Regions from separate parts of the Homo sapiens genome. Here all the other regions are linked to region 1. Evidence: chromatin contacts called from ENCODE Hi-C or POLR2A ChIA-PET data. All regions are on one chromosome and are shown on one strand. Each heading gives the region's core, a stretch centred on a gene start or an enhancer-like site at or near the end of the contact. The rest is flanking DNA. Distances are from core to core; before and after follow the strand shown. Region 1 holds the start of ZCCHC3 (zinc finger CCHC-type containing 3). Region 2 holds the start of TRIB3 (tribbles pseudokinase 3). Region 3 holds the start of RBCK1 (RANBP2-type and C3HC4-type zinc finger containing 1).

What was found. A loop is a pair of places that touch in the nucleus more often than their neighbours do. ChIA-PET counts read pairs that join two places held with the same protein, here RNA polymerase II (POLR2A). Pooled maps may share reads with other maps.
Region 2: a pooled map shows a loop between it and region 1 (9-fold over the local background). The contact joins the promoter of TRIB3 here to the promoter of ZCCHC3 in region 1. A Hi-C loop is called at or near these places in 1 of 37 single-sample maps with no recorded cell type and 9 of 50 pooled maps. POLR2A ChIA-PET finds 5 or more read pairs at or near these places in 12 of 52 experiments (AG04450, CD4-positive, alpha-beta T cell, GM12878 and 7 more).
Region 3: a loop to region 1 is called in a map of gastrocnemius medialis, with 6 times the contacts of the local background. The contact joins the promoter of RBCK1 here to the promoter of ZCCHC3 in region 1. A Hi-C loop is called at or near these places in 5 of 168 maps with a recorded cell type or tissue (CD4-positive, alpha-beta T cell, gastrocnemius medialis, naive thymus-derived CD4-positive, alpha-beta T cell and 1 more), 16 of 37 single-sample maps with no recorded cell type and 20 of 50 pooled maps. POLR2A ChIA-PET finds 5 or more read pairs at or near these places in 5 of 52 experiments (MCF 10A, activated B cell, activated CD4-positive, alpha-beta memory T cell and 2 more).

The regions. Positions count from the first base shown.
Region 1 is chr20:296,176-299,663 of GRCh38, reverse strand. It overlaps ZCCHC3 (zinc finger CCHC-type containing 3), which reads right to left and starts at 2,094. Exons shown (of 1, transcript NM_033089.7): 1 at 1-2,094. The coding sequence starts at 2,077. The coding sequence ends at 866. RefSeq lists silencers at 1,651-1,720, 1,901-1,990.
Region 2 is chr20:379,199-382,376 of GRCh38, reverse strand. It overlaps TRIB3 (tribbles pseudokinase 3), which reads right to left and starts at 1,617. Exons shown (of 4, transcript NM_021158.5): 1 at 1,208-1,617. RefSeq lists an enhancer at 1-498 and silencers at 184-773, 1,044-1,153, 1,174-1,333.
Region 3 is chr20:407,000-410,481 of GRCh38, reverse strand. RBCK1 (RANBP2-type and C3HC4-type zinc finger containing 1) reads right to left here and starts at 2,183. Exons shown (of 12, transcript NM_031229.4): 1 at 1,703-2,183; 2 at 457-601. The coding sequence starts at 1,724. RefSeq lists enhancers at 1,206-1,275, 1,286-1,385, 1,446-1,545, 955-1,595, 1,596-1,645 and 1 more and a silencer at 2,216-2,485.

The DNA of each region.
Region 1 (3,488 bases), core at 845-3,344:
AGCACCGGGCTTGGGGTCAGGGGACTCTACTATAGGCTGGCTCTGGCACCAGACAGCTATGTGATTTTCACCCAGTCATTTAACCTCTTTGGGCCTGTTTCATCTGCTGGAAAACCAGGGAATTGGTCCAAACCAACTCTCAGGTTCTTTCCAGCAGGAATATTCTAGATTCCATGATTCTATAAAAAATGGCTTCTGAGCCACCAAAAGAGCTGTCATGAAGTCCATGCATCTTTGTGCCATAAGAGAGGCCCTTGGCCACCATTCAGAGCTTATTGATTCAGATTATATACACTTCTAACAACACTGGTTTCACAAATTCTCAGACCACGTAGATTAAAAGCAGCAAATTAAATGAGGGAGGGGAAGAGCTGCAAAAGGTAGACACTCTGATAGAAGCCACAGTCAACAATGTTTTCAATTCAGCAAACACTGATGGAGTGCCTACCACGTGTTGGGCCCCGTACCTAGTGCTGGGGCATAAAGATGAGCAAGGCAGCCCAAAGGGTGAAAATCCAGGGGAAGAAAAGGTATGGGGCGGGGAGGGCGGGAGGGGGGCAAGGAGAGAGAGAAAAAGTACAAGAAACAAAACAAATACCCAATAGAAAAACGAAAATAAAATTTTAAAAGGGAGGGGCAACACATCTGCACGCTACAGTTCTCCGCAGTCGTTATTGGTGACAGAGTCACCAATTCAGAACAGGCTGAAATGGAGTAAACTCGGTTTAAGAAGGCATAGAGAGATGTCTCTTGTAGGTTTTAAAAAGATCTCCTTCAAAAACGATAAAAAATGGTTTAAAAAAAAGTTTTGGCACTTAAGAGGGATAAGCTGGCTGTGTGTTCACCCTGGCAGGCAGGCGGGTGTTTAGTGCCCGGCCACGCCGGTTAGCTGAGCTGCCACGGAATTGTGCACTGCTTTGGGACACTGGGCAAAGGCGTGTCCTCGCTTGCCACAGAGGTTGCACACGATGCCCTTCCGGCAGTAAGGGCTCAGGTGCCCCTCCTCCCCGCACCTGAAGCACCTGTCCTGCGTGCAGCTGCCGCTCATGTGGGTCCGGGAACCACATTTAAAGCATGTCTTGGGCTGCCCCTTGTACCAGCTGTAGCCCCTCTCGGCCCCCAGGAAGAAGGCCCCTGGCAAGTGCCTGACCCCGCCCTCCCCCTGGCGCAGCTCGATCTCGCATTTGTACTCCCCGGTCCAGATCCCAAACCTGTCGGTCACTTTCACCGGCACGGCCAGCACGTCGCAGTGGCGCTTGAGCCAAGTCACAATGTCCTCCACGTCCACCGTCTCGTTCCGGAAGAGGATGAAGAGCGTCTTCAAGCTGGACTTGCTCCGCCCCAGCACCACAAAGTTCTCCCAGCAGTCCTCCTGCTCCCGCTTCTCCTCGTAGACGCGTAGGAACAGGGCCAGCTTCTCCGCTGAGCGGAAGCTCACGTCGAATTCGCGGCTGCCCGGGATCTGGATGACCGCGTAGATGTCGCTCGGGTCCATGCCGATGGAGCGCAGGATAAGCGCTCCTACCACGAAGTCCCGGGTCGGGCAGGCGCCCTCGTCTCCCTGGAAACAGATGCGGACGAGGAAGCGACCCTTGCCCGGGCCTGCCGCCGCCGCCGGCTCATCCTGGAGGGGCCGCTCGGCCGCGTCCTCGGCCTCGCCGGGCCTGGCCGGGGTCGCCATGGCGGCCGCCGCCGCCTCGGCCTTCTTCCTCCTGCCCGCCTCCGCAGCGCCCTTCTTTTTGCGGGGGTCCACCGCCTCGCCGGCCGGATCTCTCCGACGGCCCTTCGGATCCCCGCGGCCAGCCGGTGGGAAGTCGCCGAGGTCCGGCGCCGCCAGGCCCGCGGGGCCGCCGAGCCCGGCGCTCCCTCCACCGCCGCCGCTTTCCTCCTCCCGCCGCGGCGGCCGCGGCTCGCGGAATTCGCCCTTCTTCTCGGCTAGATTCTTCACCACCTGGGCCCAGCCCATCTTCTCGCGGCCGCCGTCGGCCTCCTCGCCCCGGGCCGCGGGCCGCGCGGGGGGCAGAAGCTGCGGCCGCCCCCGTTTCCTCTCTTCCTCCGCGCCGCCGCCGGTGGCCATTTTACCTCCTTCCCAGCATCCTCCACTCGCTCCCGCAGCCAAAGGGCGCCCATCGCGCGCGCCCGCCCGCCGGGGCTGTGTGGGTTTGGTTTTTTTTTTTTTTTGAAATTTGACGCTACCCTCCCCCGCCGCGCCCTCAAAGGTATCACATGCGGCGCATATTGGCCAGCGCCGGCTCTGCGCCCCCTGCGCTGAGCCTCTCTTCCGCCAGCGCTCGCTCCAACCTCACCTCCGTCCGCAGCGGGATGGGGCGCCCGGAGGCGGCCCTTTCCCCAGCGCGGGTTTGGCAGCCTCCGGCCTCGCTCTCGAGGATTTGGCGTTTCGCAAGCGGTGCTCGACGATTTCATGCTAGCAGCTTTGCTAACGGCCCACAGCCCACAGGCGGGACGGAGTTCGGCAACATCTCTCCCATTTTTTCTTTTTTGTACCTTTTCTGTTAAAAAAGCAAAAGCAATAGCAAAATTAAAACTTAGCTTTCCGTTTCCCCAGAACTGACTGCAATGCGTTATTTTTTTTCCCACGTCGGATTATGCACGTTTTCAAGAAGAAAAGTTGAAAGTTTTACAGTGAACATTTTACCATTAACTTTTTATCATTAAAATTTTACTCTGTCACACTACGCCTCGATCCATTCATCGGTCTTTATTTTTTGATACATTTCCAAGTAAGTCATATTGCATTAATTTTTATTTTTTTGAAAAGACTTTCGTCGTATTTAGGATGAAGTGTGAGTGCTGCTTAAGTTCCCAGTACTGTGTTAAGCACACTTCAGACTTTATTACATGGAATCTTCCAAAAACAATGCTGTAATTATGCCCATTTTACAGATAAAGAGGCAGGAGTTAAGTCACTTGGCGGAGTTAATAGGCAGCCCCACGTATAGGTAGCTTATATTTCTTTCTTTCTTTCTTTTTTGAGACGGACTCTTGGTCTGTCGCCCAGGCTGGAGTGCAGTGGCTCAATCTCGGCTCACTGCAGGCTCCGCCTCCCGGGTTCACGCCATTCTCCTGCCTCGGCCTCCTGAGTAGCTGGGACTACAGGCGCCCGCCACCACGCCTGGCTAATTTTTTGTATTTTTAGTAGAGACGGGATTTCACCGTGTTAGCCAGGATGGTCTCGATCTCCTGACCTCGTGATCGCCCGCCTCGGCCTCCCAAAGTGCTGGGGTTACAGGCGTGAGCCACCGCGCCCGGCCGGTAGCTTATATTTATTTAACCACTTTATTTCTGACGCCGTGGATCAAGAACTGTGCATCAGATCCTAGGAAACCTTGTTAACAGGCAGATTCCCTTCATCCCAACTGCTGGTATTGGTCTCAGGGGAGCCACTGACTTGGGCCGTTTGCACTTTCCAGTCCTCTCACTTTATATCCTCAGGCACCATTTCCTTTATCCCTTCTCAGCCACGCATT
Region 2 (3,178 bases), core at 368-2,867, 83 kb before region 1:
GGCTGCCTTGGCCCCGGCCATCCCTCAGAGCCTGTTGGGGCCTGGGATAAGCTCCACCCAGATGGGGACAGATGCGGTAACTGAGTCTATACATCTTGGGCAAGGCATTTTGCAGACCACACTGCAGAATAGAATCTGTGATGTGGAATGAAAGCAGCCCCTAATATCTACCTCTTGCTGTTCCCTGCCACACTCGGGACCCAGGGAAATGAGGGCGGGTTACATCAAGCGCAAGCGCGCGCGCGCACGCACACACACACACACACACACACACACAGCCCTCCCAGCTGTCACACCCATGGTCTACCCGAGCAAGGCCGCACCCCCACCCCGCCCCGCCCCCCGCAGCCAGGCCCCTCCCGTGGGAGCCCAAGCGAAAGGCGGCGGGTGTCCGAGTCAGAAGTTTCAGCGGAAATTGAAGCGCGGCCCTGGGACAGGAGGGGGGTGAGGCAGAGGGAAGGAGGTGGCTGTCGTCCCCCGCCCTCCCCGGTCTGCAGGCACAGCACACACCGCAGACACGCGCGCACCGTCCACCTGCAAACCCGGAGCCGCGCACTGGGGAGAACCAGCGGCCCTGCCGGGCCAGAGATCGCGCGCTGCGCCCCCGCTCCCACTCCCTCGGCTCCCCCGCTCCAGGGCACCCCAGCCCTGTCCCGGCGGTGTCCCCTGCACCGCCAACCCCTGCCACCAAGTGCCCAGCCCTCCAGACAGCTCTCACCATCTCCTGAGACACAGGTGCTCGGGACCCACCCTCACCCAGGACTCTCCCCTGCGGGTTCACGAGGACCCCCTCGGATCCCCCGCCACCCCCAGAGTCCTCCAGTGCCCCCCACAAGCCCCTCACCGCACCACACGACTCCCCTATCCCGCACTCACGCAAAACAGACCCCCGCACGCCCTCCTCTAGGGGTGACGGCCGGACACCTCCGTCCCTGGCTTCCCCAGCCCAACTCGGGCGACCCCACGCTCCGCGGGGCCGCGTCACCTGAAGCCCGGGGGGAGCACTCAGCCCAGGCCCGGATCAAAAGGGATCTGACCTGGCCGCGCCCCGACGGCGGGGTCTGTGAAAAGGTGTGTAAGGGGCGTGCGTGCGTGTAACACGCGGCAACACGCAGACGCCCAGAGGCTTCCGGCGCCCCCTTCCCCGGCCGCCCCCTCCCGCCCCCCGGCCTCCGGGCGAGTCCGCAGGCCGCACCCCGCCGAGTACCTCGCCCCGTCGTTCCGCGTGGGCCCGGGCGCCGCCGGGGCTCAGAGCCTCCAGGGCACCAGCAGGTGGGCCGGCCCGCTGCGCTGCTGCCGAGCTCGGGATCCCAGCCCAGCTCCAGCCCTGCCCGGGTCCTAGCAGCGGACGCGCGCGGAGCCGCCTCCACTTCCGCTGCGAGTCTCGTGCGCGCCCGGCCCCCGGTCCGGGTGATGCAAACCGGAGCTAATCCCCCGGTCCGGGTGATGCAAACCGGAGCTAATCCCCCGGTCCGGGTGATGCAAACCGGAGCTAATCAGCCGCCGTCTGATGCCCTCGGGCCCGGGATCGCACCATCCCCCGCGCCGCGCCCGGGCCTCTCTCCTCTGCATCCGCTGCACCTGGGACCCGCCCTCGCTGGCCCCCTAGGGGCGTCTGGTCAGTGCAGACATCAGCCACGGACTCTCCCTATCACCTTGGAAAAAAAATTTGCTCTTTTTTTTTTTTTTTTTGAGACAGAGTCTTGCTCTGTCGCCCAGGCTGGAGGGCGGTGGCGCGATCTCGGCTCACTGCAAGCTCCGCCTCCCGGGTTCACGCCATTCTCCTGCCTCAGCCTCCCGAGTAGCTGGGACTACAGGCGCCCGCACCACGCCCGGCTAATTTTTTGTATTTTTAGTAGAGACGGGGTTTCACCTTGTTAGCCAGGATGGTCTCGATCTCCTGACCTCGTGATCCACCCGCCTCGGCCTCCCAAAGTGCTGGGATTACAGGCGTGAGCCACCGCGCCCGGCCAAAAATTTGCTCTTCTGAGCCTCGGTTTCCCCACCTATGAAATGGGAAGAACATTCCTCCTTCTCAGGATGGTGCTTAAAAGAGCAAACAGTGACTGTTGTCGGGGTGCTTCCCCTTTTTTATAAAGCACATTCCCAGCACTGCCTTATAAAACCTTTAGGAGAAGTGGACATGCGGGAATCTCCATTCTCCACATTCTACTGAGAGCCAGCCTGAGGCCCAGCTATGGGCAAGTGGTTCAGAAGCTTCAGGAAGGCCTATGGACTTAAGAGCTGACTCTGGGCTCAAAGGAACCACCGTGGCGCCCTTGGGAGGCCTAAGGTCTGCTGAGCTTCCCCGCGTCCCTTTGCTAGAGGCAGTGCGGCCTAGTGGTGAAGAGCCCCTAGAGCCAGCTGGCCTAAGAGTGCACTCCACCTCCGCTCCAACCCACAGTGCTACCCCAGAAAAGCTACCTAAAACCCTGCCTCAACTTCCTGCTCCATAAAATGGGCTCATAATTGCGCTCACTTCATAAAGTTGTTGTGAGGATTAAATAATTTAATATGTGTAAGACGCTTAGAACAGTGTGTGGCACATTGCGGATGCTCAGTGGAGTGTAAACAATGGAGACAGAGAGGGAAAGAGGCCTTTAATATGCTTGCACCCAAGGCCTGGGAGGGCTTGGTGCTACTTGATTTGGGGTGAAACACCCCTCTGCGTCCTAGGCGTCCAGCACCTTTCTTTTTTTTTCTTTTTTTGAGGCAGAGTTTCACTCGTTGCCCAGGATTGAGTGCGATGGCACGATCTCGGCTCACTGCAACCTCCACCTCCCGGGTTCAAGCGATTCTCCTGCCTCAGCCTCCCAAGTAGCTGGGATTACAGGCATGCGCTACTATGCCTGGCTAATTTTGTATTTTTAGTAGAGACAGGGTTTCTCCATGTTGGTCAGGCTGGTCTCGAACTCCTGACCTCAGATAATCCACCTGCCTCGGCCTCCCAAAGTGCTGAGATTACAGGCATGAGCCACCGCGCCCGGCCTGGGTCCAGCACCTTTCTTAGAAATCCCTTTTGATCTGAATTCACCAGTGTCAAAAAATAACTCCTCAGCTGGGTGAGCTGGCTCATGTCTGTAATCCTAGCACTTTGGGAGGCCAAGACGGGAGGATTGCTTGAGGCCAGGAGTTTGAGAACAGCCTGGATGACATAGTAAGACCCTGTCTTTACAAA
Region 3 (3,482 bases), core at 934-3,433, 110 kb before region 1:
CTTTCTTCCCTTCCTCCTGTGATGTGATGGCTGGATGGAGCTGGAATGGCCATTTTGCACCATGAGGAATCTGGGAATGAATGGCAGAATGGTGAGAGAAACAATATGAGCCTCTGAGGACTGTCGGGAGCAGAACCTCCCTATCTGGACTCCCTGCCATCAAATTTGTTTACGTCACTGTTCCGTTTTCTTCTGTTGTATAAGGCCTAACATCCTAATACAGTACACCTCCTAACAACCCTATGAGATAGCTACTGTTACGGTCTGATTTTTAAAATGAGGACACACTGAGAGGTGAAGTGACCTGCTCTGTATTTCACAGTTGATTAATGACATAACTAGGGTTAGAAGCCAGGCCTCCTGAAGCCAGAACGTGCCATTAGGAAGAACTGTTCTACAGGCAAGAATATCCTGTCCTGCTGTCCCTTGGGTTCAGGCCAGCCATGCACTCCTCACCTGATGTCCTGCGTTGGGGAGACCTCAGGCTTCAGTTGCACACTCAGGGGCACCCGTTGCTCTGCCAGCCAGATGGCACACTTCATTGCCACCTGTTCATCCCCGCCCGCCACTGCTCGGGTGAGGCTCAGGGCCATTTCCTCTGCTGAAAGCCAGTACAGCAGGAGCCAGTTAGCACAGGGTTTATTTTCAGGAGCTGAGAGTAATGGGGTAGGAAAGGAGGCGATCCTTTGTGTGTGCTGCTTTCTCTGTCTTCCTGGTGAACTCCTACGTATCCTTCAGCACCCAGACTAAAAGTCCCTTTCTCCGGGAGGGGTTCTCTAATATTCCCCACTCCTCCTCACACTAGGCTCATTTGGTTGTTTGTCCTTCCCATTCCCAGGGTCCCTCATATTTCTATTCATTTATCCAACAAGCAGTTATTGAGCTTCTACTGTGTGCCACCCACTGTCCCAGGAACTGGAATCCCACAGAGATTTATAAACAGGGCCCCTCTCCTTATGGATCTCCCTGCCCAGTGGGGAGACAATGAACAAGTTTAACAAGAAAAAAAAAAAAAGTCAGATTGCGATCCTTGCTGGCAGGGAAATAAACAGGTTAAGGAGACCAGGGGAGGCCTCTGGGAGGGGGTAACACTGAAGCTAAGACCTGAAGGAGGAGAAGCTGCACGTGTCAAGCTCCAGTGGGGAAGAGTGGTCCAGGTGGAAGGAAGAGTAAGGGCCTTGGCCAAAAAATGGTTGGATGAGAACCGAAGGAAGCCAGTGGGGCTCCAGTAGAGTGAGCATGGCGGGGTGACTGAGGACAGATATCCTGTGGGCCACCCAGGGCCTCTGGGTTTTGTTTGGAGAACACAGAGGGGCATGGGAGGGTTTCCAGCAAGGCAGTGACTGACTTCCGTTCTACAACCCTAGGTGCAGGGGACAAGAGAAGAGGCAAGTACCCCTGCTTCTCAGGTCAACTGACGTCTGTCTCCCACCAGCCCAGGAGGTCTCCAAGTTCAATGCCCTGTGTCCTCTGCGAGTCCCCTAGCCCCATCTCAGCACAGAGCCAGCCCAAGGAGTTCTCAGGGCCCCAAGATGGCTCTGGAAGCCAGCAGGTACCAAAGGAGGAAACTGATGGGGAGGAGGGTAGAGGGAGGGCAGGCTAAAGCCCCCTCTCCAAGGCCCTTCTGGCCAGGGGCAAGGCCAGGTCCTGCGGGGCCCACTTCCCACCGGAAGTTCCCCAGCCACCTCCAGCCTGTGCCCACCTTTCTTGGTCTTCTCGTCCATCTGGCGTGGCTGTGCCCATCCCCCTGGGGGGGACCGTGCCTCCTGGGAAATGCTACCTCCGGGTCGCCTGGGAGAGGCGGGAGACCAGGAGCAACTCAGCCAGGCCGTGTGGCCTCCGGCGCGGCCCAAGCCCTGTGTGTGCCTCGCTGTCCCCGCGGCAGTCGGGAAGCATCACACTGCCCGGTGACCAGGCCGGGATCCTGCGTGGGGCGGTGAGAGGGCAGCGGGCGCCGAGACAGGTCCGCACTGGGCGCAGGAGGAAACGGGACCAGCCGAGGTGGGAAGAAGCGGGGAAAGGACGCCCGGACACCACCCAGCCGGGGCGTTCCAAGTCCCGGAGGACCCCCACTTGCGGGAGCGCCCCTGGCGTCCCGGGTTTCAAGGCAAAGCCCTCTCTCCTCCCGGGAGGCCCCAGTTCTTCGCAAGGGGAGCGGCTTCGGCGGAAGAGAAAGTGAAAGTGGCGGCCCCGGAAGTGGGGCGGGACTGGGAGGGGGGGCCGGAAAAATTGTCGCCTCATCCGGGACCTCCACTGCCCGGCTACCCGGCGGCGGCGGACGCCGAGTGCGGGGTCCCAGCGGTCCCGGCGCTCCTGTTTGGGGCGACCCCACCCCGTCCTCCGGGGCTGATCGCGGGTCCCCGGACTCCCGCCCGGGTCACCCTGCGGGCCGCATCGCAGAGCCGCGGGAAGGAGCTGGGCCGCAGGCGGGGTGGGCGGGGCCGGGGCGGGGCCGGGGGCGGGGCCGGGGGGGCCGGGGGCTGGGGGCGGGGCCGGGGTGGGCCGGGGGCCGGGGCCGGGGCCGGGGGCGGGGCCGGGGGCAGGAGCAGGAGCCTGAGCAGGAGTCGGCGCCGGAGCCGGGGCTGGAGGGCGGCGGGATCCACAGCGTCGAGCCGCTGGGGACGGGTTAGGAGCGCGCCCTGCGAGCCCGGCGCCTGCTCACCCAAGCCTCAGGCATACCTCGGGGCAGGCCCGGTCCTTGGCCCCGTTTGCACATGAATAAACGAAGGCTCTGTTTGTTGATGACCTGTCCAAGGCCACTCAGCCGAGGTTTGAATCCAGGCCTGGCAGGCTCAGGAACCCGCCCTTACCCAGATCCGACGCTGCCTCTCAGCGGTCACCGTCTGTCTTTTCGTTGAGCTATTGGTGAAGTTTGCATTCGTCTGCCTCATGCGCCGCTTTAATTTTTCTCCCGTTCCTCGTCCCATCGATCAGCAGATCCTGCGGGCTCCACTTGCAGAATCTCATCCCTCACCTCCTCCGGCCCCATCCCGCTCCAGCTCCATCAGTGCTCCATCATCTCAGGGGTCTTGAACCAGCCTCCTCCTGGGCCTCCTTGCTTCTCTTTTTGCCCCCTACCGTCCATTTCCACCTAGCTGCCGGAGAGTCCTGTTAAAATGTAAATCAAACCCATGCCACTCCCCGACCCAAGTACTCCCATCTCACTTAAAGCAAAATCCGAGATCTGTCCCAGGGCTCGCAAATTGCCTCCCGATCTCTGTCTTCGTAGCTGACTGCCCTGCCCCTGCCTCATTCCACTCAAGTCCCATTGACCTGCTGGGTCCTGGAGTAAGTCAGACACACTCCCGCCCTAAGGCCTTTGCACCTGCCATAACCCAAACGTCTGCATGGCTCCCTCCTTCCCTTTATTTTGGTCTTTACCCAAAAATCTTCCCTAGTTACTCCATCTGAAATTTCACAGACACACGTATCCAGCATTTCACATCCGCTTTCCTGGCTTCATTTTTTCTTCTCAGCATCTA